Regions from separate parts of the Homo sapiens genome. Here all the other regions are linked to region 3. The links are chromatin loops, found by intact Hi-C in ENCODE. Cell type or tissue: Caco-2. All regions are shown on one strand. Region 1 has its middle 49 kb from the start of FOXQ1. Region 2 overlaps LINC01622 (long intergenic non-protein coding RNA 1622). Region 3 holds the start of LOC124901236 (a long non-coding RNA gene).

Region 1 (8,000 bases), 350 kb before region 3:
AAGAATTGTGAAAGAATGCCAGTCATCGAAAACTTCTGCCCAAAGAGGGATGCTTTGACGGCTAGAGACAATGCTGTTGAAATCAAAAGTGTGCTGGGGTGCCACAGAGCTTTCCACAGCCCGACTGCCTCAACATGGTCCTTGATCCTCTGGGAGAGCAAATTCCAGGCTTAAACAGAAACCACCACTTTAGAAGTAGCCCAACTTCTCTCAAAGCACCAGCATTTATAATGCTTATCCTTGGCTGGGAGACCAGGATGGGGAAGAAACACCTTTTGTGATGCTGAGGAAGTAGTGAATAAAAGTGTTCCTGACTTCCATGGGGGATTTTTTAAAAATAGCTGGTGCTATTTTTTTTTTTCCTTTGAGACAGGGTCTTCTTGCTTTGTTGCCCAGGTTGGAGTGCAGTGGCTCACTGTAGCCTCAACTTCCTGGGCTTAGATGATCCTCCTATCTCAGCCTCCCGAGTAGCTTGTACTACAGGCAGATGCCACCATGCCCAGCTGATTTTCTGTAGAGACAGGGCCTCGCCATGTTGCCCAGGCTGGTCTCTAACCTCTGGGCTTAAGCAATCCTTCTGCCTTGACCTCCCAAAGTGCGGGGATTACAAGTGTGAGCCATTGTGCTGGCCCTACTGATGCTATTCTTTTTAATTATGGTAATATATATATAATATAAAATTAACCATTTAATCATTTTAGGCACACAGTCCAGTGGTGTTAAGCACATTCACACTGTGGGAAACCGTCACCACCATCCGTCTCTGGGCTTTTTAGTCTTGTGAATGGAAACTCTACCCATTGAACAATAACTCCTCCTCTCGTGACCCTGGCAGCCTCCACTGTACTTTCTGTCTCTATGGATTTGCCTACTTTAGTGCTTCCTATAAGAGGAATCACACAGCGCTCATCCTTTTGTGACTGGCTTATTTCACTGAGCACTATGTCTTCAAGGTTTATCCAGTGGTAACCCATGTCAGCGTTTCCTTCCTTTTAAAGGCTGAATCATATTCTGTTGTGTGGATGGACCACAGTTTGTTTGTATCTGTTAATGAACACTTGGGTTGCCCAGGGGGTAGATTTCTATTCCGTATCTTAACAGTTGAATGAGCGTGTAGGGCCATGAGTGTCAGGTGTGCTTGGCAATTTGCAACCCCGCCACCAGCTTTTTGCTGCCGAGCCTCCATGGTGTTTGAGTAGCACGTCCTTTAGGAATCACACCTGCAGCTTATGTCGAGTCCATCCCACTCCTGGATGGATCTCTCCTACCTGCAAGACGATTGGCATCACAGGTGTTTGCTGGTGGTGCTCGTTCCAGTGTAAGGTCAGTGGCCTACAAGGAAAGGAAGCTCTTTCCACCTTGGCCTCGAGTGTTGCTCTGTTCTTTCAGCTGTGCTCAACAGCTAGGAAGAGTCCAGGCTGGGACCACTGGGACCCGTACCCTTGCTCCTTCTTCCCCTTCATTCCATGGAGTGCTTTCCCTCTGCAAAGATCACATTTACAAGACTTCTGTGCAAATGAAATGACTTGATTTGGAATTTCTTTGTGATTAGGAAGATATTTCAATGTTGTTTTAACTCTTGACCTCAGGCTAACATGTAGGAGCCAGGATTCAGTTAATCCATTAATGCCTATAAGAGAAAGTTCTAATTTACTTTTGAAATACATTGCAAATGTGCCTTGTACTAACCTTCCTAATTATTATTTTTTCCTTATAGACTAAGAGTGAAATTAGCATTTGCATTTTCTAAATGAATTGGTGGACAGAGAAAGGAAGTCAGTGACATCCTTGGGTATGAGAAAAGTCAGCCCAGAGTTGGGGGGGCTTATAAAATTGGGAATGGCTGGAATGGAAAACCCGTTGGGTTCCACCTAGCGCCCTCCCCCTCCCCACAGACTTCCCCTACCCAGAGAGTGGCTGGAACACACCAGACCCTCCACAACAGCATTTTTAAGGCAGCTTTCAGGTATTCAGAGAAAGACAGACTCTGCGATGCAAGTTTTGGAAATTTGGTTCCACAAAGTTAGTTTTTCTTTTTTCTTTCCTGGAGCAGAACGCCTCATAATTGCTCATTCAGCAATTTTCACTGGGTGTGGACTGTGTGCAGGCTTTGTATAAGAAACACCAGTATGTTCCTGCCTTCCTGGAGACTGAAGTCTGGTGCAGCTCATAAGATGCTAATTTCAAAGGGGGTGATAAAGTAGGCAGGGTCCCCAAAATGCTTAACAATGAAAGGAGACTCTCTTGGGAAAACATTTCCTTTCACACGTGACTCGTGGGGTGCACTTTGTATTTGTGTTTTGTTTTAGAGACAGGATCTCTGTCACCCAGGCTAGAGTGCAGTATCACGATCATGGCTTACCTCAGCCTTGAACTCCTGGGCTCAAGTGATCCTCCCACCTCAGCCTCCAGAGTAGCTGGGACTACAGGTACATGCCACCACACCAAGCTAACTTTAAAAAATGTTTTTGGTAGAGATAAGGTCTCATTATGTTGCCTGGGCTGGTCTCAAACTCCTGGGCTCAAGCTATCCCATCACCTCAGCCTTCCAAAGTGCTGGGATTACAGGTGTGAGACACTGCGCCTGCCGGTGCCCTTCGGATGGCACTGTGGTGCAGTGAGGACGTTAAGTAGAAACTCGGTGCCATTATGGTAATAACTAGCACATGTCAAGCAGGCTGCATGTGCCATTTCTCACCATCATCCTGATGGTTGGAAATACTTTCATTTTACAGCTAAGGGGACTAGAATTCAGAGCACTTAGGTAACTAGTCCTAGGCCATCTGTTTTGTTTGGTAACAAGGAAAGCCATGATTGGCATCCAAGTCTATTTGGGTCCAACACCATTGTTCTTCCATTTTCTTTCCCTAATTCTCTCCCTGAAAAGTTTACGTCTTGGGTTAAAGAAACCTCAATTCTAGTCCTGACCTGTCTGCTAATTAGCCCAGCAATCTTGACCCCTTCAAATTCTCAGAGTTTGAATCCTTAACTCTAAACACAAAGAGTTAAAAGGTCTGTGCTTACAGTATGTTGTTAGGACAGATTAAGTAAGGTGTGCTCTGCCACTTTGAAACATACACAATATGTACAGTGCTATCTGCATTCCAAGCGTCAAATATTATTTGCTGAAGCAGTTCAAAGGGTTGGCCGTGTTCGATTCAGCTGGATCCAACATGTGGACGGTATGTGTAGCCTTCTTGAGGCCAGCTGTGCTGCTCATGTCGTGGAGCACTGAAGTGGACAGTGTTCCTTCAAGATCCCCACCGAGGAGGCTCTCCTCCTCTCAGGCTGCACCTGACAATGACCTCAGCCTTCAGAACCACTCGTTAAAGGATTTTTTTAAAGAGTGGCAACACCCGAAAGCTCGTTTATTACTGTCTCTGCCTCCTGGCGATGATGCCACCTACACACTGAAGAATGATGGCAAAAATAACACACAACAAACCAGGGAAAAAATGTAAAAGGACCCCTCTGTGCTGAAGGCAGAGATTACTGACCTATTTGTAATAATTTTAGATGGCACTCTGATCAGGAAGATTGTGGTTTTGCAAACACAGAGGGTTCTTACATCACTATTATATGGGGAGCCCTTCTTTCCTCTGGAATCCAAACTGATAAGCGGCATGTTTGTTGGTCTACGGGAGGATTATGGGCTCCGTAGTTTTTTTCCTTTGGTTTGATTGGAATGCTTTACTGGATTGGAATGAACAGGCTGGAATTCTGTGGCTGTAGTGGAGTCCTTCAGCACCATAAATTCATAAAGCTGACCCCAAGAGACCTGAGAGCCAGTGCTTCCTGTTAGCTTTGGTGGAGACTAGGGAGAGGTGGCAACAGCCCTGCAGGGAGCCAAGAGGGGAAGAAAAGGTAGGCGAGGGCCTACCTCCCTGTTTCAGGGAGCGGGCAAGGAGTGCCGAAGATGAGAAAGGGCTGGGGACTGTGCTTGCAGTAGAGTGGACAAGTTCCTCCTTGGGGACCGTGTAAGGACAGCAGCTCTGGAGTGCCCCCTGCCTTCCGCCTTGACCTCCCAAAGTGCTGGGATTACAGGTGTGAGCCACTGGAGGATAGAGGCCTCTGTCCTCCATAAGCCCAGGAAGCAAAGGGCAGGCTAGCTCCCATAGATCATGCCCAGATGAGTCTTGGGGTGTCAGAGCCTAGAGGCCTCATCAGGGACCATCCCCTGCTTTAAATCGGTCTTTCATGTGGCAGGGTTGACCAGCAGGGCATGGGCACATTCATCAATATTTGCTAGAGCGGCGGGGCCATTGTGGCACACGCACAACACCAGGTTCACAGGCACAAATCATGTGAAAGCAAATTCATCTTTCTTCTGACGGGGCCACTAGACTGGTAGGTCAAGGAAATGCTGGAGCCACAGTGGTTGCATCTGGCACAGTCTCTCGTGATGATATCCTTGTGTACAAAATAAAGGCATGTGGGCCAGAGGTGGTTGGGGTGGCCGTTCCCTGGCAGGTCCAGGGAATACACCCAACAAAGGCTGGTCTAAGCCATGGCCAGCAGCGGCTTTCACAGACACTTCTGGTGCTGAGCTGCGAGCCTTAACTGTGTCCTGCTCAGTGGTAAACCACACGTTTTGAAGGACAGTCAGGATCAGGAGCCGAAAGGGCCTCACAGCACAGGTTAGAAGAAAAGGCTGAACAAGACAGAAGGCCATTTTATTTTCTAATTTTTATTTATTTTTCATTGTATATTTTTAAGGCATGCAACATGATGTTTTGATATATGTATGCATAGTGAAGTGAATGCCACAGTCCAGCCAGTTAACATATCTGCTATCTCATGTCATCACCGTCTTTTGCAATAAAAGTGCCTAAAATTGACTCTCTTGCCAAATATCCAGAGTATAAAATACAATATTCTTATCTATTAATGTCTACAATATTATTATCATATTGTATTAGAATGACATTTTAAAAGGTTAAATAAAAAGGCTCTTCACTTGGGCTCAAAGAATTAACTGCACTAGTACCCCAAGGGTGCCATGGCGCTTAGTAGCAGTGAGGATGACGAGAATCCAGGGCTTAGGGCAGGAGGTGGTTTTCATATGTTTGTTCCGTCCATCTTTGGCTACATTATGGTGGAATATTTCCTAGAATGCTGCACTGCCTCGCCTTCTCTGGGCTAGGGTAACCACTTTTGGAGTACTGGCATTCAGTTTTAGGCATCATATTTAAGAAGACAAAGACAGAATAGACCCAAAGCACAGGGACCAGATTGCAAAAGGCCCTGACACTGCCTCCAGAAGAATGACAGAGAACCTAGAGGGTTCACAGCTACTATCGACTCTGAGGACCAAGGAAAACAGGGCAAAGCTTGTGTTGTAAGACTACAAGGGCAGAAGTGGGGTGGAAACTAAGAAATTCTCCAGCATTCAGAGCTGTCCAAGGCAGGATGGGCTGTCCTGGGAAGCAATGAGATCTCATCACTCAGAAGCTTGGAAGTAAACTGGGCCTGCACCTGCTGCATGTGGAAACAGTGCTTTAAGTATTTTAGGGCTGGTTTGTCTGGGCCATTCCTCCAAACCCTGGGATTCTATGAGTCCATGACGAGTCAAGAAACTGAGGATCTAACCTTAGCTTTGCCACAAACTATCTTAGTGACCTTAAGCAGAACATTTCAATCCTCTCCATCTCATTTTTATCCTCTGCTAAAATAAGAAGTTGGACAGGATTCCCTACAATGTTTCATTAATTCATATATTCTACCACCTTTATCACCATGTGCTGCAGTCTCTGCAAAGTGCTGATAGTTTGTGATCTCCTCCTTCTTTCATGTACACCAAGAAAGGGGTTTAGGAGATAATGTCTTAACTGACATTGTAAGACCTGCACCCAAGGTCCCGCCATTTCTTTTGGACGTTGGCCTCTTTCTATTTGGATTCCTCTTCTTCTGTATTTTGAGATCAATTGCAGCAGACTGGGAGGGCAACCACATTAGGAGCACCCCCTTCTCCTTGGGGGATACATCCCAAGACCCCCAGTGGATGCCTGAAACCATGGATAACACGGAACCCTATATATTGTATGTTCTCTGTTGTTTCCTATACATACATACCTATGATAAAGTTCAATTGATAAATTAGGCACAATAAGAGGTTAACAACAATAACTAGTAATGAAATAAAATAATTATAACAATAAATTGTAATAGCTATTACATATTATTACGCGTGTGATTGTGGTCTCCCTCTCAAAATACAGGCAGACCTCAGTTATATTTGCTGGGTCTCCCTCTCAAAATACAGGCAGACCTCAGTTATATTGCTGAGTCTCCCTCTCCAAATACAGGCAGACCTCAGTTATATTGCTGGGTCTCCCTCTCCAAATACAGGCAGACCTCAGTTATATTGGTGGGTCTCCCTCTCCAAATACAGGCAGACCTCAGTTATATTGCTGGGTCTCCCTCTCCAAATACAGGCATACCTCAGTTATATTGCTGGGTCTCTCTCTCAAAATACAGGCAGACCTCAGTTCCATTTGCTGGGTCAGTTTGAGATCACTGCAGCACAGTGAGCATCACAGTAAAGCGAGTCGTACAAACTTTTGGTTTCTCAGTGCATATAAAAGTCATGTTTACACTGTACTGTAGTCTATTAAGTGTGCAACAAATAGCAGTATGTCTAAAAATGTACTTAAGTTAATTAAAAATACAAAAATTAGCAGGGCGTGGTGGTGGGCGCCTGTAGTTACTCGGGAGGCTGAGACAGGAGACCGGCGTGAACCCGGGAAGCGGAGCTTGCCGTGAGCCAAGTTTGCGCCACTGCACTCCAGCCTGGGCAAGAGAGCGAGACTCTGTCTCAAAAAAAGAAAAGAAAAGAAAAGAAATAACCGACCAAATAGAGTAGAAGCTACAACCCTTCACATAAACCATCGTTAATGCCTTCAAAGGGAAGAAAAACAACAGGAAAGAAGAATTAAACACTCAAACAAATTAGAATAACTTCTTAAAATATTCTTAGAATCATTTTTACTTATTTTCTCTGCTGACATAAGCCTTACCATCGCTTTCTAGAACCACGGGCTCTCCCCTGTAGTAAAAATTACAGTAGCAGTCAGGTGCGGTGGCTCACACCTGTTGCTCACACTTTATTGCTAAAAAATGCTGATTATCTAAGCCCTTCAGTGAGTCACAATCTTTTTGCTGGTGGAGGGTCTTGTCTCGCTGTTGTTGGCTGCTGACTGATCAGGGTGGTGACTGGGGTGGCTGTAGCAATTTCTTAAAATAAGACAACAAAGAAGTTTGCCTCAGCGATGGACTCTTCCTTACATGAAAGATTCCTCTGTTGCACGTGATGCTGTTTGATAGCATTCTGTCCACAGTAGAACTTCTTTCAAAACTGGAGTCAATTCTTTCAAACCCTGCCACTGCTTACTCAACTGAATTGATGTAATATTAATATTCTAAATCCTTTGTTGTCATTTCAACAATGTTCACAGCATCTTCACCAAGAGTAGATTGTGCTTCAAGAAACCATGTTCTTTGCTCATCTATAGAAGCAACTCCTCATCCATTCACATTTGTTCATGAGATTGTGGCAATTCAGTCACATCTTCAGGCTCCACTTCAAATTCGAGTTCTCTTGCTATTTCCATCACATCTGCAGTTCCTTCCCCCACTGGAGTCTTGAACCCCTCAAAGTCATCCATCAAGGTTGGAATCAACTTCTTCCAAACTCGTGTTAATGTTGATATTTGGACCTCCTCCCATGAATCATGAATATTCTAAATGGCATTTACAATAGTGAATCCTTTCCAGAAGGTTCTTAATTTACTTTTCCCACATCCATGAAAGGAATCACTATCTATGGTAGCTACAGCCTTATGAAATGTATTTCTTAAATAATAAGGCTTAAAAGAAGAAGTTATTACTTGATCCATGGGCTGCAGAATGGATGTTGTGTTAGCAGGCATGAAAACAATGTATTAATCTTCTTGTACGTCTACATCAGAGCTCTTGAGTGAATAGGTGCCTTGTGAATGAGC
Region 2 (8,000 bases), 140 kb before region 3:
ATCATGAGGAAAATAAAATTCTTTCTGTCCTGAGTCCCAGGCTCCTCCGGCCTCTGAAACCTGCCTCACCGGCAGGGCTCAACCCCGTGACTCTCTGCCCCAGTCCCTCTCAGATCCCCACCTCCACCCGAGCCTGACATTCCCCTCTCTGAGCTCTTACAGCAACTAAGCCACTTTACACAAAGGTGATTCTCCATCACATTGAGGAGATTTGTGTTGTTTTCTGTATAAGTTCATAAAAGCAAGGTTTTGAGTTTTTAGTTTTTTTAAATTGTGGAACAATACACGTAACATACATTTACCACCTTAACCATTTTTAAATGTGCTGTTCAGTGGCATCGTTGATTGACATTGTTGTGTAATCATCAGCACCATCCATCTCCAGAATTTTTTTACCTTCCCAAGTTGAAACTCTGTCCCCTTTCACCAGTAGCTCCCCGCTCCCCTCCCCCAAGCCCCAGCAACCCCCATTCAACTTTCAGTCTCTGTGATTTTTGACTGTCTAGGAACCTCAAGTAAGTGGAATCATGCAGTATCTGTCCTTTTATGAGTGGCTTATCTCGCTGAGCCTGGGGTCCTCAGGGTTCATCTATGTTGCAGCATGGGTCAGGGTTTCCTTCCCTTTTTTTTTTATTGAGACAGAGTCTCGCTCTGTTGCCCAGGCTGGAGTGCAGTGGCGCGATCTCGGCTCACTGCAAACTCTGCCTCCCGGGTTCAAGCGATTCTCCTGCCTCAGCCTCCTGAGTAGGTGGGACTATAGGCGCCCGCCACCGCGCCCAGCTAATTTTTTTGTATTTTTAGTGGAGACAGGGTTTCACCGTGTTAGCCAGGATGGTCTCGATCTCCTGACCTCGTGATCCGCCCACCTCGGCCTCCCAAAGTGCTGGGATTACAGGCGTGAGCCACCGCGCCCGGCCTCCTTCCCTTTTGACACTGAATTCCATGCTGTATGCATAGACCGTGTTTCCTGATGGATTCCTTCATCTAAGGATGGATGCTTGGGTTTGCTTCCATCTTTTGGCTTCTGTGAATGATGCTGCTATGAATGTGGTTCTACAGGAATCTGTTTGAGACGCTGCTTTCAATTCTTATGGGTACACACCCAGAAGTGGAAATGCTGGGTCATAGGATAATTTTTTGTTTAATTTTTTGTGGGTCTGCCATACTGTGTTCCACAGTGGCTACACCATTTTACATTCCCACCAACAGTGCACGAGGGTCCCAAAGGTTTTAGTGTTTACCTCCTTTGTGTCCCCTGGTCAACAGGTTCACCCTGGCCAACACTTTGGCCTGAAGTTATTTAAACCAAGAGGCTTTGTATACAGTCATTGCCACACCACACTCTGTGTCTGCTGACCAGCACGCTGTGGGAAAACACAGTTAGGCCTAGCGTGCTGGGGCACTCACCCCCACAGTGCCTTCTTCCCTGGATATGGGATCCCAGAGTGTAAGAGTTGGAAGAAACACAGTATCAGTAATGACTGGGACTCTTCTTCAAATCAGTTCTAGTTATGTCATTCAGACCTGCAGAATGACATAACTACAAGGGGTTGGGGACAATTGGACAACTGTAAAATATTGCAAAACATAGTTTTAAGCTGCCCATATACCCAAGTGATAATGTATGGGCTTTTTGAAGATATCCACATGTCCCAGACAAACAGGAAAGGTAAGAACAGGCATTAAAGAAACCTCCATCTTGTTGTTTTTCAAAAAAGACACAGAAATCTGCCAGGAGAGGTTTAATACTCTTGTTATCAGGACTAGCACTTTCTGATTGCAAGTGGCAGATGAGCTTTATCATAAACCTAGCATTTAGAGTGCTTCCAAAAGCAATCTTAATCTCTTCTTATCTTCTCCAGGAAGACGAGGCTGCCGGCACAGCCAGCAGGGACTCGTTTTTATGGTTCTCAGGTGTCTAGATGCTGGAACCTGCTGTCTGGTTTCTATACATTTTACTTGCCTCCTGGGGATGATGGGAGCATATGCCAGGCTGAGATGGGTGGCAACCTACATTTTAATTCTTTAAATTGCTAACTCCACCCTTGAGCCTACAACAAGTAGGTCTGCACTGCAGAAAGAAATCACGTCGCCATGGGGTCGCTGCGAGTAGTTCCTTACTGGGTGGGATGTGGAAGGGGAGCGCTGAGGGACAGCATTGGGTGGAAGCAAGATAGCAACAGCTGCAGGGAGCAGCAGCGGGACTGGGGCGAAGGCTGTGCTCTGGTGAGCTCCGTGTAACACAGGAGGGCTGACGCTGGCCCAGATAGGCTGGCGCTTGCCAGAAAAGGGCATTAGCAGGAAGACCCAGGAGCAGATTTTCAACACGGGTTGCACAGTGTAATTAACTGGAGATAGTTTAAATATCCAGATTTTCAGACCACACCCAAACCAATTAAAAAGAAAAGGGCTTCTGGGGTCAGAACCCAGGCATCCATATTTTCAAAACCTCCATAGGTGAGTACAATGCCCATCGAAAACCATGGAGAACCATTGCAGTAAGACACACTTGCATATCACGTGTGTGACACATGTGTGACACCTTCCAAAAAGCAAAAGCATTTGGGGAAAATTAATGAAGAGTGATAAATAGCTTATCTTTAAAAATGTACATCTTGGCCAGGCCTGTAATCCCAGTACTTTGAGAGGCCAAAGTGAAGGGTCATTTGAGGCCAGGAGTTCAAGACCAGCCTGGACAACATAGGGAGACATCAACTCTCCCAAAAAAAGTACATCCTGCAAAGAACAGACTGGGTGAATATAAACAAAATGTTAGCAATAGTCATCTTTGTATAACAGTGTGGGACTATAGTTTATTTTCTTTTGTGTTATCTTTGCATAACCGTGTGGGACTATAGTTTATTTTCTTTTGTTTTCTTCTATTTCTCAGCAAAAACTCTCTAATCTTTTATAACAAAAGTCATACTTCAAAAAATCTCATGATAAACAGTTTGCAATTTGCTCATAAAAGGAGAGACCATATTATTTAAAGGATGGGGGTTGTTGTGGAATCTGGTGTGCCCCCTGGAAGATAGCACAGAGCTAACACAGGGTCTCTGGCAGCTCCCGGAGGGGCCGGAGCCAGGGGCCAGCACACCGACTCCTTGTGTTTGCCCTGTGTGGGGCCGCATGTCCTGGCTCTGTCAAGGCTGCCGGTGGCTCAGTGTCCCAGATAGGCGGTGCTCACTGTCTCCCAGACACCAGATGAGGACACCCAGGGCTGTGGAGCCTTTTTTTTTTTTTTTCTGAGATGGAGTCTCGCTCTGTCACCCAGGCTGGAGTGCAGTGGCAGGATCACGGCTCACAGCAAGCTCCGCCTCCCGGGTTCACGCCATTCTCCTGCCTCAGCCTCCTGAATAGCTGGGACTACAGGCATCTGCCACCACGCCCGGCTAATTTTTTGTATTTTTAGTAGAGACGGGGTTTCACTGTGTTAGCCAGGATGGTCTCAATCTCCTGACCTCGTCATCTGCCTGCCTCGGCCTCCCAAAGTGCTGGGATTACAGGCTTGAGCCACCTCGTCCGGCCGGCTGTGGAGTCTTCTGCTTCCAGATGTGCCACTGACTTTCTAACTGGCCCGAGTGAGGTCACTTACCCCGAAGCCTGATTGACAGCCCCTCCCCTGGAGTGCGTTGTGAACACTGAAAGTAGTGTCAGTGAAGGGCTTGGTTTCTCTCCAGCAAGAAAACTTGCTGTGCACAGTGCAAAGTCCAAAGACTTGAAGATACTTCAGAGGTGACACTCCCCCCGCCAAAGACTTCCATGAAGTGGGACCTGCTAGATGTTATGGTTCTTTCCATGAAGTCCCAGGAAGTCCTCCTGCTTTGATTTTCAAAGCTGCTATCATGCTGTTTTAGAAATATTGCTTTCACGGGTCTTCTCCAGTTGACAGTAGATGCCCTGTGGTTCATTTGTTCTCATGCTGGCCTTAGCTCTTTTAGGATAGCCTCCAGTCTCTGTGTTGAATAAGGCAAGGTCAAAGCAGCAGCCTCCTTGCATTTATTCCGTATGCAAATGCACCTTTAGCCTGTGCTATTCTCCAGGGCAGTGGCATGAAGTCAGGAATCACAGGGGATAGGTAGGTCTTATTCCCCCGCTGGGATGGGTACTCGTGGCCTGGAGCATGGACAGATTTCCGAGGATAGAGAGGAAAGGCAGGGGCTGGAGATTTTAAGTGGACTTTTCTCACCCACATGTGGAAAGGAAGTTTGGAGTAGAGAAGAGTTGTTCCCTCCGACACGTTTCAGGCCATGCCTTTACGTCCATCTAGCCTGCTTGTCATCTGCACCCCAGCACCCATCCCCTGCAGCCCCCACAGTAACACCAGGTCTGGCCTCAGAAGTGCCTCCCCCAGCCTCAGGTCCAGTCTCAGGTGACCGTGCAGGGTGCTGCCTCCTGGGCTCACTGCCCAGTGAGGAGAGGAGGCAACGGGGAGCTTCCACATCTCCTCTAAAGACTCACTTCTTTCCTCATTCCATCCTTTTCGATCTTTGCTTTGCCAGTTCCCACCATGGGCATCTGGAATGAAGGACGGGAAGAAAGAGAGAGGGAGAAAGGGGAAGAGGAGGCGTCTGCCACTGCCTTGTTTGCTCACTTCAAAGGGCTCCCTAATGAGTCTGTCTATTGTCTAAGCTCCTTGTCTATACCTGAGTTTTGCAATCTATACACCTAGGGAGATCACAGGGAACCGAAAGGAGCCTCTCACCGCAGGACGGGACAGCCCACCCTCCCCCTCCACATGGAATCAAAGGGGCAATTGTCAAAGGCAAATGAATTTGATCTGGAGGATTGCACAGATACTGGAACAGGTTCAGTGAAAGAGAAAAGAATGTGCATAGCCGGTGGGGGTGGAGGAGGCAGGAAGATGGGGAAGGGGAGCTGTTGGAAGCCAAGATCAAATTAATTCCCACTTAGATCACCTTTTGATGTATTTCCTCATCCCTGCTGCCACAGTGGTGAGCTCCTGGAGATTTCTAGAAATTCCTTTCCCATATCTATTCCCCACTCTGTTCCCTGTGTGCTGGGCCACTGGTTGTCAACCGGTGTCTGGGGAGGGAGGAGGTGATGAACATTTGCCAAAGTCGGAGATGCTTTCCATTGTCACCACAAGGGGAAGGGGGTCCCTGGCCCTCAGCGGTGGGTGGAGACCAGGGGTGTTTCTAAGTAGCCTACAATACACAGAACAGCTTCCCACAACAAAATATTATCTGACTTAACACGTCAAAAGTGTCATGATTGGCCGGGCGCGGTGGCTCACATCTTAATTCCTCCCACAATATGAACTGATGAAGTGGCAACAGTGCCAGATATGGCTTGCAGAATCCAGGATGTGTACTGTGCCATGGGTGTGCTGAAGGGGGATAGTCACTACTTCCCCAGCAGCATCCAGAACACTATGAAACCATGGTGCACACACTGTACTATGTGGCTGAGAAGATGCTAGAAATGGGACAGAAACACTCTTAGTGAGTAGAATTTCCTGTTTCCAAATTTCTTTTGCTTGAGCAGTGTCCACAGAAGACAAAGAACTACTGATATGAATATGTGCATGTCTGTGTCTGTGGGTATGGCTGCAGTTATGGCTGTGTCTACGGCTACATCTGCTGTGTCTATGATTACGTCTATATTTATGTCTGCCTCTATGGCTATGGCTACCTTTATGTCTATGTCTATGGTTTTGTCTACGTCGATATCAGTGTAGATGTCGATGTTAATGGCTATGTCTATGGTTTTGTCTATGTCTATGTCACTGTTGATGTCTGTGTTGATGGCTATGTCTGTGTCAATGTTGATGGCAATGTTGATGGTTATGTCTATGTTGACGGCTATGCTATGTCTATGTCTATGTTGCTGTTGATGTCTGTGTCTCTGGTTATGGCTGTGTCTATGGCTATGTCTATGTCACGATTGATGTCTGCGTCTGTATTGATGGCTATATATATGGATGTGGCTAGGCTATGTCTATGGCTATGTCTACGTCACTGTTGATGTCTGTGTCTGTGTTGATGGCTATGTCTATGGCTGTGGCTATGGCCATGTCTAGGTCTATGTCTACGTCTATGTTGCTGTTGATACCTACATTAATGACTATGTCTATGTCTACGTTGCTGTTGATGTCTGCGTCTGTGTTGATGGCCGTGTCTATGGCTGTGGCTATGGCTATGTCTAGGTCTATGTCTACTTCTGTGTTGCTGTTGATACCTACATTGATGACTATGTTTATGTCTACATGTACATCTGTAGTTATGGCTATGGTTGTGTTTATGTCTGTGTCTGTGTCCGTGGTTGTGTTTATGTTCATGGCTATGGTTATGCCTATGTGAGTTTTCGGACCTAAATTGGGGTCCGTTGTGGAGGACTAAGACTTCCAGTATGTCTTTGCTCAAAAAAATACCCAGAGAATATGATTTAAGCTCCAAATGATAATTAGTTATTGGATCTCTGTCTTGTTCAAGTGCTTAGTTACCATTGCCACATATGCCTTCAACAATCCACAGTTATTGATGTTTTCCTATGTGTCAATTACTGGATAAGCACTGAGTACACATGGGTGAAAAGGACAGACACTGCCCCTGTCCTCATAGAGTAAGTAGTCACTTGGTTGCTCACTCTTTTTCTCCCTCCTCTTTCAAAGCTTTCATGAAATTCCATCCTAGTTTTTTTTTTTTTTTTTTTTTTTTTTCAGACAGAGTCTCACTCTGTCACCCAGGCTGGAGTGCAATGGCACGATCTCGGCTCACTGCAAGCTCCGCCTCCTGGGTTCACGCCATTCACCTGCCTCAGCCTCCCAAGTAGCTGGGACTACAGGCGCCCACCACCATGCCCGGCTAATTTTTTGTATTTTTAGTAGAGATGGGGTTTCACCATGTTAGCCAGGATGGTCTCGATCTCCTGACCTCATGATCCACCCACCTCGGCCTCCCAAAGTGCTGGGATTACAGGTATCAGCCACCGCACCCGGCCTCCATCCTAGTTTATGACAGAGGCTATGAAGTACCAACAGCAAAAGTATCTCAGAAAGATACCATAAAAAGCCTACAGAAAACATACCTATAAAAAGCCTTCTGTGAAAGTTGTCTTTTAAGAGCAAAACATAGAAGCACAAATCATTCCACACAGCCCACTGTTTAGGAGTCACAGCTTACTGGGCAATGCCAAGTGCATCAGAAGGATGGGGGGCTATGGATCCTTTTGGGAATGAACTCATTTTCCAGTGAGATGAACTAGTGTCAGGAAGGGAGAAGTGGTTCTGAATACACCCTCAGGTGGACAGGTCACAGAAACCTACCACCAGCCAAGCCTTGGGGACTCATCTCTGAGCCTCATGAAAGAGGAGCTAGAGGTACTATCTTCATGAAGAGGTGGTGAGATCCAGAACCCAGTGACCAAGGATGTGTGGGGAGTACAGGGTGTCTCGGGCAAAGAAGGACCAAAGAGCACACAGGGTGCTTTTGCATCTTCAAGGCTGGCAGCTGCAGGAACGCTGGGAGAAGACACTACTGGCTCACATATTGATGTCGTCCTTGAGGATAGATCTTGGTAAGGGGTCACCCTCAAAAGCTCTTCCTGCAGGGACCTTGTTGTGGGCTGAATTCTGTTCTCCTTAAAATTCATACATTGAGTCCTGACCCCCAGGACCTCAGAATGTGCTGTCTTGGAGATAGGGTCTTAATGAGGTAATTAAGGTAAAATGAGGTCATAGGGGTGGGCCCTAATGTGATGGCTGATGGCCTCATAGAAAGAGATTAGGACTAAGACAACACACAGACTGAGGGGTGACCATGTGAAGACACAGGGAGAAGACAGCCATTGACAAGCCAAGGAGAGAGGCCTCAGGAGACAACTATCCTGCCCACATCTTGCTCTGGAACTTCCAGCCTTCAGAACTGTGCAGAAATGAATGACTGTTGTTTTAGCCCCCTCATTTGTGGATTTCGTTATGGCAGATCCAACAGACGAATGCAGACCTCAGTAAGAAGAAAATGGGTTAGAAGAGCACT
Region 3 (8,000 bases):
TCCTGGGGGCAGTGCCTTTCTGGCTTTGGTGAGTGTCCCTGGAGTAGCCCCTGTGATCTGCTTCATTGTTTAGCTCTGATGAGCATGAGGACGTTGGCCATCCATCTCCTCCTCTTGACAGGGGCTGCATGGCCATCATGCTTGGCTCCCCAGTGCCCACCAGAGTTCCTGATGCAAAGTAGTCACATCAGTATTTACTGAAGAAAGGAACTTGGAAAGGTGGTAAACAGGAACTGATGCTTGGCACTTTCAGGCACATCATAGCCTCCTGGCAAACACTGTACAGTTGACCTTTGAATAACACAGGGGTCAGGAGTGCCACTGACCCGTGCTGTTGACTCCTCAAAAACTTAACTACTTATAGCCTGCTGTTGACTGAAACCTTCTCAACAACATAAACAGTGGTTTAACACATATTGTGTATGTTGTATGCATTATATCCTATATTCTCACAATGAAGTAAGTTAGGGAAAAGAAAATGTTATTAAGAAAATGATAAGGAAGGAAAGTATATTAATTATTCACAAAGTGGAAGTGGATTATCATAAAGGTCTTCATCCTTGTCTTCACATTGAGTAGGTTGAGAAGTGGGAGGAAGGAGGAGGGTTGGTTTTGCTGGCTTAGGCGTGGCAGAGGAAGAAGAAAATCTACATGTAAGTGGACACTCACAGCTCAAACTCATGTTGTTCAACGGTCAACTATACTTATAAAATACACAAGACCTGGGATATGAAGAGCCCAGAGAGGAAAATATATATCACAGTGGTCAATAAGAACATTTGTATAGGGCTTTGTAGTTAAAATTACTTTTCCTATCTTCTCCCCACAGTAATCTCATGAGGTAGACAGGGCACCATCATCTCCACTGGGCAGCTGTAGAAACCGTGACTCTGCGAGTTTAAGTGATTGACAGAAGGTTATAGGTTTATACATTCTAGGGGCGGACAAAGAACACAGGTTTTCCATGGTGATGTGGAACTTTTTCCATAATACCTTAGACGTGACTTCTTTTTCTGTATAATTTGATGAGAAAAGACCCAGAAGTGGTAGTTTCTAACTTATCAATATATAGCAACCTAATATGTGTCTCCTAGAACTGTACATCTTTACCTATACTACAGAGAAAGCCACACCAGACAGAAACTTAGTTAAAACTCTTCTTGTATTTGCTGTATAACTCATTTATGACTCTGAAACCCTGTAATACTATTGTGTTCAGAATTGGTTCCTCCCAGTGGGTTCTTGGTCTGGCTGACTTAAGTAATGAAGGCCCAGGCCCCTCACAGTGAGTGTTACAGCTCTTAAAGGTGGCACGTCTGGACTTGTTTGTTCCTCTGGGTGGGTTCGCGGTCTCACTGACTTCAGGAGGAAAGCTGCAGACCTTCGCAGTGTTACGGCTCTTAAAGGTAGTGTAGACCCAAAGAGTGAGCAGCAACAATGAAGAGCGAAAAAACAAACCTTCCGCAGCCGAGAAGGGGACCTGAACAGGTTGCTGCTGCTGGCTTGGATGGCCAGCTTTTATTTCCTTATTTGGCCCTGCCTATGTCCTGCTGATTGATCAATCTTACAGAGTGCTGACTGGTCCATTTTTACAGAGTCCTGATTGGTGCATTTAGAAACCTTTACCTAGACACAGAGCACTGATTGGTGCGTTTACAATCCTTTAGCTAGAAAGAGAAGTTCTCCAAGTCCCCACCCGACCCAGAAGCCCAGCCGCTTCATATCTCACTATCAGCTGTGATCATAAGCTTACCTAGAAAGGTGGGGGCTTGGGCTGGGCGCAGTGGCTCACATGTGTAATCCCAGAACTTTGAGAGGCTGAGGTGGGTGGATCACAAAATCAAGAGTTCGAGACCAGCCTGACCAACATGGTGAAACCCCATCTCTACTAAAAATACAAAAATTAGCTGGACGTGGTGGCAGGTGCCTTTAATCCCAGCTACTCAGGAGGCTGAGGCAGGAGAATCACTTGAATCCAGGAGGTGGAGGTTGCAGTGAGGTGAGATTGCGCCATTGCACTCCAGTGCTCCAGCCTGGGTAACAGAGCAAGACACCGTCTCAAAAAAAAAAAAAAAATGTGGGGGCTTGATATGAGGTGCTCAGATCTGGTCACCTTCCAGGGGTGCAGGTGGCCAAGGGGCAGCAGGACATGGCTAGGGGTGGGACACAATCAAATCAGAGATGTTTCCTATACTTGAATGGTCTCTCATACATCTCACTGCAGTGCTGTCTCCTTGGTGCAGAGTACACACAGGAAAATCTTTTGAGGCTACATCACTTGGTTGGACTGGAGCATGGCTACGAAGAAAACTATTGGGGCCAATCCCCAACCTCTAAACTTCACAGATTTATTTTTCCATCAAACTATTGACATACGGCAACATTGAGAACTTCAGCATCATCGAAACCTCCGCCAGGTGTCTTGCAGAGCCGTCACAGTTCACATCAGCATACTGCACAAACAAAAAAGACTTGAAGAATGAGGGAATTGAATACACAGCGTTCTCGAGCCTGAGAGATATGCTGGGAGAAGATCTATGAAAACAGATTCGGTGCTGCATACACACTGTGCCCATCACAGCCTCCAGAGATGATGCTGGCTGGTAGGTGCCAAGCATGGGACTCTGCACTCACTTGTACTCATAGACGCTAATGGATACTTTCAATTTAAATCTAGAATTGTCTTTTCATTTCGAGAGTAAACATGAAAAAGAATGGTTTCAAGACAGCGAGCCTGCCATGAAATAGTTACTGTGTCTTATAATTTGATGTTATTGAATTTAATGAAAAGTCCAGAAAGACAGCACAATTGATGTCAACATGCTGAAGCTTGAGGTCAGGAACCATGAAACCCTTCTGTGGGTCCATCAAAGATGGGAAGCCAAAATCTTCCAATGATGTGGAGACCATGGATTGCTCACCCACAGAGTCCCCTACAGAGGGGCTTTTAGGAGGTCACCAGTAAGACCAGGAACTTTTTCTCATAATTGAACAGAATTTGTGTGCTTCTAGTCACTCATTTGTTAATTTATAATGAATTATTACGGAACATGTCAGGCATGATACTTGGCAAAATAAATACTACAACCAATGTTGGGAGGCCGAGGTGGATGGATCATGAGGTCAGGAGATTGAGACCATCCTGGCTAACACAGTGAAACCCTGTCTCTACTAAAAATACAAAAAAATTAGCCAGGCGTGGTGGCATGCACCTGTAACCCCAGGTACTCGGGAGGCTGAGGCAGGAGAATCGCTTGGACCCAGGAGGCGGAGGTTGCAGTGAGCCTGAGATTGTGCCACTGCACTCCAGCCTGGGCGACAGAGTGAGACTCTGTCTCAAAAAAAAAAAAGAAATATTACAACCAACAATGCATGGCCCCTGCCTTAGCTCAGGGTGGGTGTGATGATGGCTTTTTGGCTGACAGGGCCAAAGGAGCCCTGACCACAGACCAGGCAGGGGTGGGGTTCCCAGTGCAGAGCCCCGACCCTAAGGCTGCCAGCAGCCATCTCTGCAGAAGGGACTAGAAGCTGCTTCCTGCATGCACAGGTTGGTGAAGCAGTGGGAAGCTCCTGTTGCTTGCACCTCTGGCTCTAGTGACCGCATGAAGGAGGTGCCAGCAAGCACGAGTCCACATCAGGAGCCCAGAGGCCAGGATGGGAAGGGGGTGTACAGTGGTGGTTAGTGCCCGGGCTCTCAAGTCAGCACCTGCGTTCCCATCTCAGCCCTCCCATTTATTATTAATAGTTGGGAGACTTTGGACAACTGGATACTCTTTCCTGAATCTTAGTTGTTCCAGCTATGAAACAGTCTAAGCCTGGTACGTGCCTCCTGAGTCTATGCAAACTGCAAGGGATCGTGTATGGAAAGCATCAGCACAGCACCTGGCCATGACACAGTTTCCCTGGGTTCATCCTAACGGTGGCCCCCCACTGGGGCTCCCTGCCACAGTGCCCCCATCCCGGGGCTCCCCCCAACAGGACCTTTGCATGGCCTGAGCTTGGCTTCAGCTTGCTGAATTATAACTCGTTAGTTCACATGTCTGCCTCCTGCCTATTCCAAGAACAGCTCCCACCTGGAACAGCAGCTTGTGTGTATCTGTATTCCTAGCACATACCATCTATTCCCAACACATAGTAAATATGCAATAAACATTTTTGAGTCAAATACTTGTGTTACGAAGGAAAGTTATGAGTCATAAAGTTTTCTTAGATTTTGATAAAACCAGGGGGCTAACATAAGATAAGGAAATGTCAAGTCTGCAATGTTGAGTATTTTCTCTTCCATACCTTCATTATTACCCCAGTTCTGACCACGTGGGCCAGGAGACACAAAAGGACTTGCTCCTGTTTTTCTTTTAGGTAAATCATTTCTCATACTTTCTCAGTGAGTCTGTGATAATAGAGACAACAGTGATGTCAGAATATTCTGGAAGGACGGAAAGCATGGCCCGGTTTCAGCTTGGGATGCTGATATCATTCTGGGGTTTTTCCAGCACATTCATCAATAAAGACCCATGCAAATTAGAATCCTGGAACAGCATGACAAAGTCAGTCCTAAAATCCTGCAGGTGCTTCTGATGCCGGCAGGAGGTGGGGGCGGGGGAGGGGGGCGCGGGGGGTGGGGAGCGGGGGAAGGAGCCTGACGGAGGAGGTAGCAGCGACCTGGATCTCGAACCACTGCTGTCCTCTTGTGGCCTGGCAGATGATGTGCTTCTGCTCACCAACTCAGTTCAGTCAGAAACTGGAGCTTCCAGGGCCACCCTCGTCATGCTCCAAAAGCTGCAGTGGAAATTGAGTTTATTTTTCCAAAGAATGCATAATAAGAAAGAACTCTCTGCTTAATGCATTGCCCAGGATGAGTGTGACCTACTGCAACTGGGTTATGAAAAGACAAAAATAACTGTGCCTGTCAGGAAAGAAGGCTGCATTCTGAAGTGGAATTTACCCAGACCCTTGGTCCTGGTAGAAGGGTAGTATTCTTTCACTGAGGTGTGGACACCTTGGCGTCAACATCACGGTGGGACAGAGGGCACCCCAGCTGATGTGACACGAGGGGTCCTGTCTCAGCCTCAGGACCGAATGGTAGCAAGGAGCTGGATATGACAAATCTCTCCCCTTCTAAACTCAGGACTTCAGAGCAGTCAGTATGTTAGGCTATTTCACCAGAAATCATTATCTTTGTTCTATAAGTCCCTCATTTTGAGCAGCATCAAAATACACTTTGTCATTTTTGTCATTTGGCTCATTTGTTTAGTTAACAAATGTGCACTTAGCACTCACCATGAGCCAGCCATCTCAAGGGTCCCACAGACACTCATCCCTGTCCTGGGGCTCACCTTGTTAAACTCTCTCTCTCTCTCTTTCTCTCTCTCTGTGTCTGTCTGCCCCCCATTTCTACCCACCCCATGACCACACACACTTGGATGCCTAGGTTTTTGTGTGAGGCTCACATGACAACTCATTAGCTGCTAGTTGAGTTGGCTGCTGCAAAGTTCTCCACAGGGACGCCCAGAGCACATTTCTGCCCAGATCAGACTGAAATCCATGTGGACACCAGGAATAAATGACTGGTATATAGAAAGCTTTCTACATCTCAAAGATTCTCTACTTCAGGCATGCACAGGAAGAGGTCCTCTCAGCCTCTCAGGATGCAAAGCAGGAGCCCGGGTTTCTCTGGAGAAAGGAAAGGGGCTGTTCCACAGAGTAGCCCTAAGGATGCCCCGATCAGGCCTTCCTAGGGGTGGCAAAGAGTCCTCCAGGCTGTTACCTACTGAGAGCTAGAGATGCTGTCTGCTGGAACCTTCCTTTCTGTCCAGTGTTTTCTTGCATCTACCTTCGGATTAACAAAATAGTAAATGCTGGATGTAGAACACCGTGCAATGTTTGGAGTTTTCTAATCCAGCTAGTGTAGTTGCCCAAGGCTGGGTCTGCTGGTCTGTGTGGCTGTGGCCCCAGGGGACGCCAAGCCCCAGCTGCAGGTCCAGGCCCTACTGGGACGAACATGAGGAAGGAAAGACCAACAGAAGTGCCCCTGTCCTCCCATACCCCATGGGAGTACTGCTGTGAGGGCTGCATGACAGGTGCCAGAGCAAGGGTGGCTTTTCCGGGGCTCTTCACGCTGGAGGGCTTACTTTCTCACTCACAGCTCCTCTGCGCATTCATTTGAGTAACATTTCAATGTGGAGCTCAGTGTCCCAAGGAGCTGTCTGCCTGGGGCCCCTCACCTGTCTGTAGGGGGCCCCTCACCTGTCTGTAGATGGCCCCGAGAAGAGCATGCAAAGTGAGGAGAATGAGTGGGATGGTTGAACAGGTACATCAGTCCCATTCTGCATCCCTGATCCTTCATCAGAGGAAGCAGCGCATCATCCTGAAGGAAAAGTCAGGCTGACCTCAGATCGAATCCAGCTCTGCCATTCAGCTGTGTTAATCAACCTACTGACCCTATTTCCTCATCTGTAAAATGGGTGCAAGAATATAAACCTCACAGGATGGTCATGAGACTTAAGTGAGCTTATATAAAGTGTCTAGGACAGTTTCTGGAACATAGAAATTAATAAATGGGAATAGTTGTGTACATTGCATTTTTGCCTAAAAGGAATGGGAAACCTTTAGGGCCAATGAAGGAGAACAGGGGAACACCATGTCCACTTTCCCAAAAAAGTGCATCTCAGGATACAGTGAGACCACCAGCTAAAGCGTGCAAAGCAGAATTCAATAGATGACCACTGAGGTCCGACAGGCCTGACTTCTTCCACACACTCAGTGTATCAGACTGGATGAAAGAAGGAAATAGGGGCCTCTGTGAGCACATCAGAAGTTATCCTTGCAAAAGTGAAGAAAGGTGAGCCGCACGATCCTGTCTGTGGCGCATTGGAGGAAGCCTGATTGACTGTCTTTATAGGAGCACACGGGGGCCTCACAGGAGCTGAGGGACAGCATGGGATGTGAGGGGCTCTGAGTGAGAAGACCGTTGATGACATGATGTCAGGGGCTCTGAGGGAGAAGGGGCCCATGAGATGATGTGAGGGGCTCTGAGCTGAGAAGACCGTTGATGACATGATGTCAGGGGCTCTGAGGGAGAAGGGGCCCATGAGATGATGTGAGGGGCTCAGAGCTGAGAAGACCGTTGATGAGATGATGTCAGGGGCTCTGAGGGAGAAGGGGCCCATGAGATGATGTGAGGGGCTCTGAGCTGAGAAGACCGTTGATGACATGATGTCAGGGGCTCTGAGGGAGAAGGGGCCCATGAGATGATGTGAGGGGCTCTGAGCTGAGAAGACCGTTGATGACATGATGTCAGGGGCTCTGAGGGAGAAGGGGCCCATGAGATGATGTGAGGGGCTCTGAGCTGAGAAGACCGTTGATGACATGATGTCAGGGGCTCTGAGGGAGAAGGGGCCCATGAGATGATGTGAGGGGCTCTGAGCTGAGAAGACCGTTGATGACATGATGTCAGGGGCTCTGAGGGAGAAGGGGCCCATGAGATGATGTGAGGGGCTCTGAGCTGAGAAGACCGTTGATGACATGATGTCAGGGGCTCTGAGGGAGAAGGGGCCCATGAGATGATGTGAGGGGCTCAGAGCTGAGAAGACCGTTGATGAGATGATGTCAGGGGCTCTGAGGGAGAAGGGGCCCATGAGATGATGTGAGGGGCTCTGAGCTGAGAAGACCGTTGATGACATGATGTCAGGGGCTCTGAGGGAGAAGGGGCCCATGAGATGATGTGAGGGGCTCTGAGCTGAGAAGACCGTTGATGACATGATGTCAGGGGCTCTGAGGGAGAAGGGGCCCATGAGATGATGTGAGGGGCTCTGAGCTGAGAAGACCGTTGATGACATGATGTCAGGGGCTCTGAGGGAGAAGGGGCCCATGAGATGATGTGAGGGGCTCAGAGCTGAGAAGACCGTTGATGAGATGATGTCAGGGGCTCTGAGGGAGAAGGGGCCCATGAGATGATGTGAGGGGCTCTGAGCTGAGAAGACCGTTGATGACATGATGTC

The links. Peaks named below come from ENCODE experiments on the same cell type or tissue, not always from the same donor. Only the 100,000 strongest peaks of a DNase experiment are listed, where the experiment ranks them.
Region 1: it touches region 3 in a loop (4-fold over the local background); 3 of 110 quality-filtered maps call a loop at or near these places.
Region 2: it touches region 3 in a loop (5-fold over the local background); 3 of 110 quality-filtered maps call a loop at or near these places.

What each region holds. Positions count from the first base shown.
Region 1 is chr6:1,259,317-1,267,316 of GRCh38, reverse strand. No RefSeq gene overlaps it. Among named protein-coding and RNA genes, the nearest start is that of FOXQ1, 49 kb to the left of the region's middle. In Caco-2, a CTCF peak has its summit at 4,016; DNase peaks (open chromatin) are centred at 3,166 and 3,816.
Region 2 is chr6:1,051,863-1,059,862 of GRCh38, reverse strand. The region is part of intron 1 of LINC01622 (long intergenic non-protein coding RNA 1622); the gene reads left to right. Among named protein-coding and RNA genes, the nearest start is that of LINC01622, 45 kb to the left of the region's middle. In Caco-2, no CTCF peak of the experiment used is centred here; DNase peaks (open chromatin) are centred at 1,896, 3,244, 3,642 and 4,722; H3K4me3 peaks cover 180 bases.
Region 3 is chr6:909,737-917,736 of GRCh38, reverse strand. LOC124901236 (a long non-coding RNA gene) reads right to left here and starts at 6,356. Exons shown (of 4, transcript XR_007059393.1): 1 at 6,247-6,356; 2 at 4,663-4,779; 3 at 4,288-4,390; 4 at 2,314-2,453. In Caco-2, a CTCF peak has its summit at 4,701 (motif pointing left); a DNase peak (open chromatin) is centred at 4,676.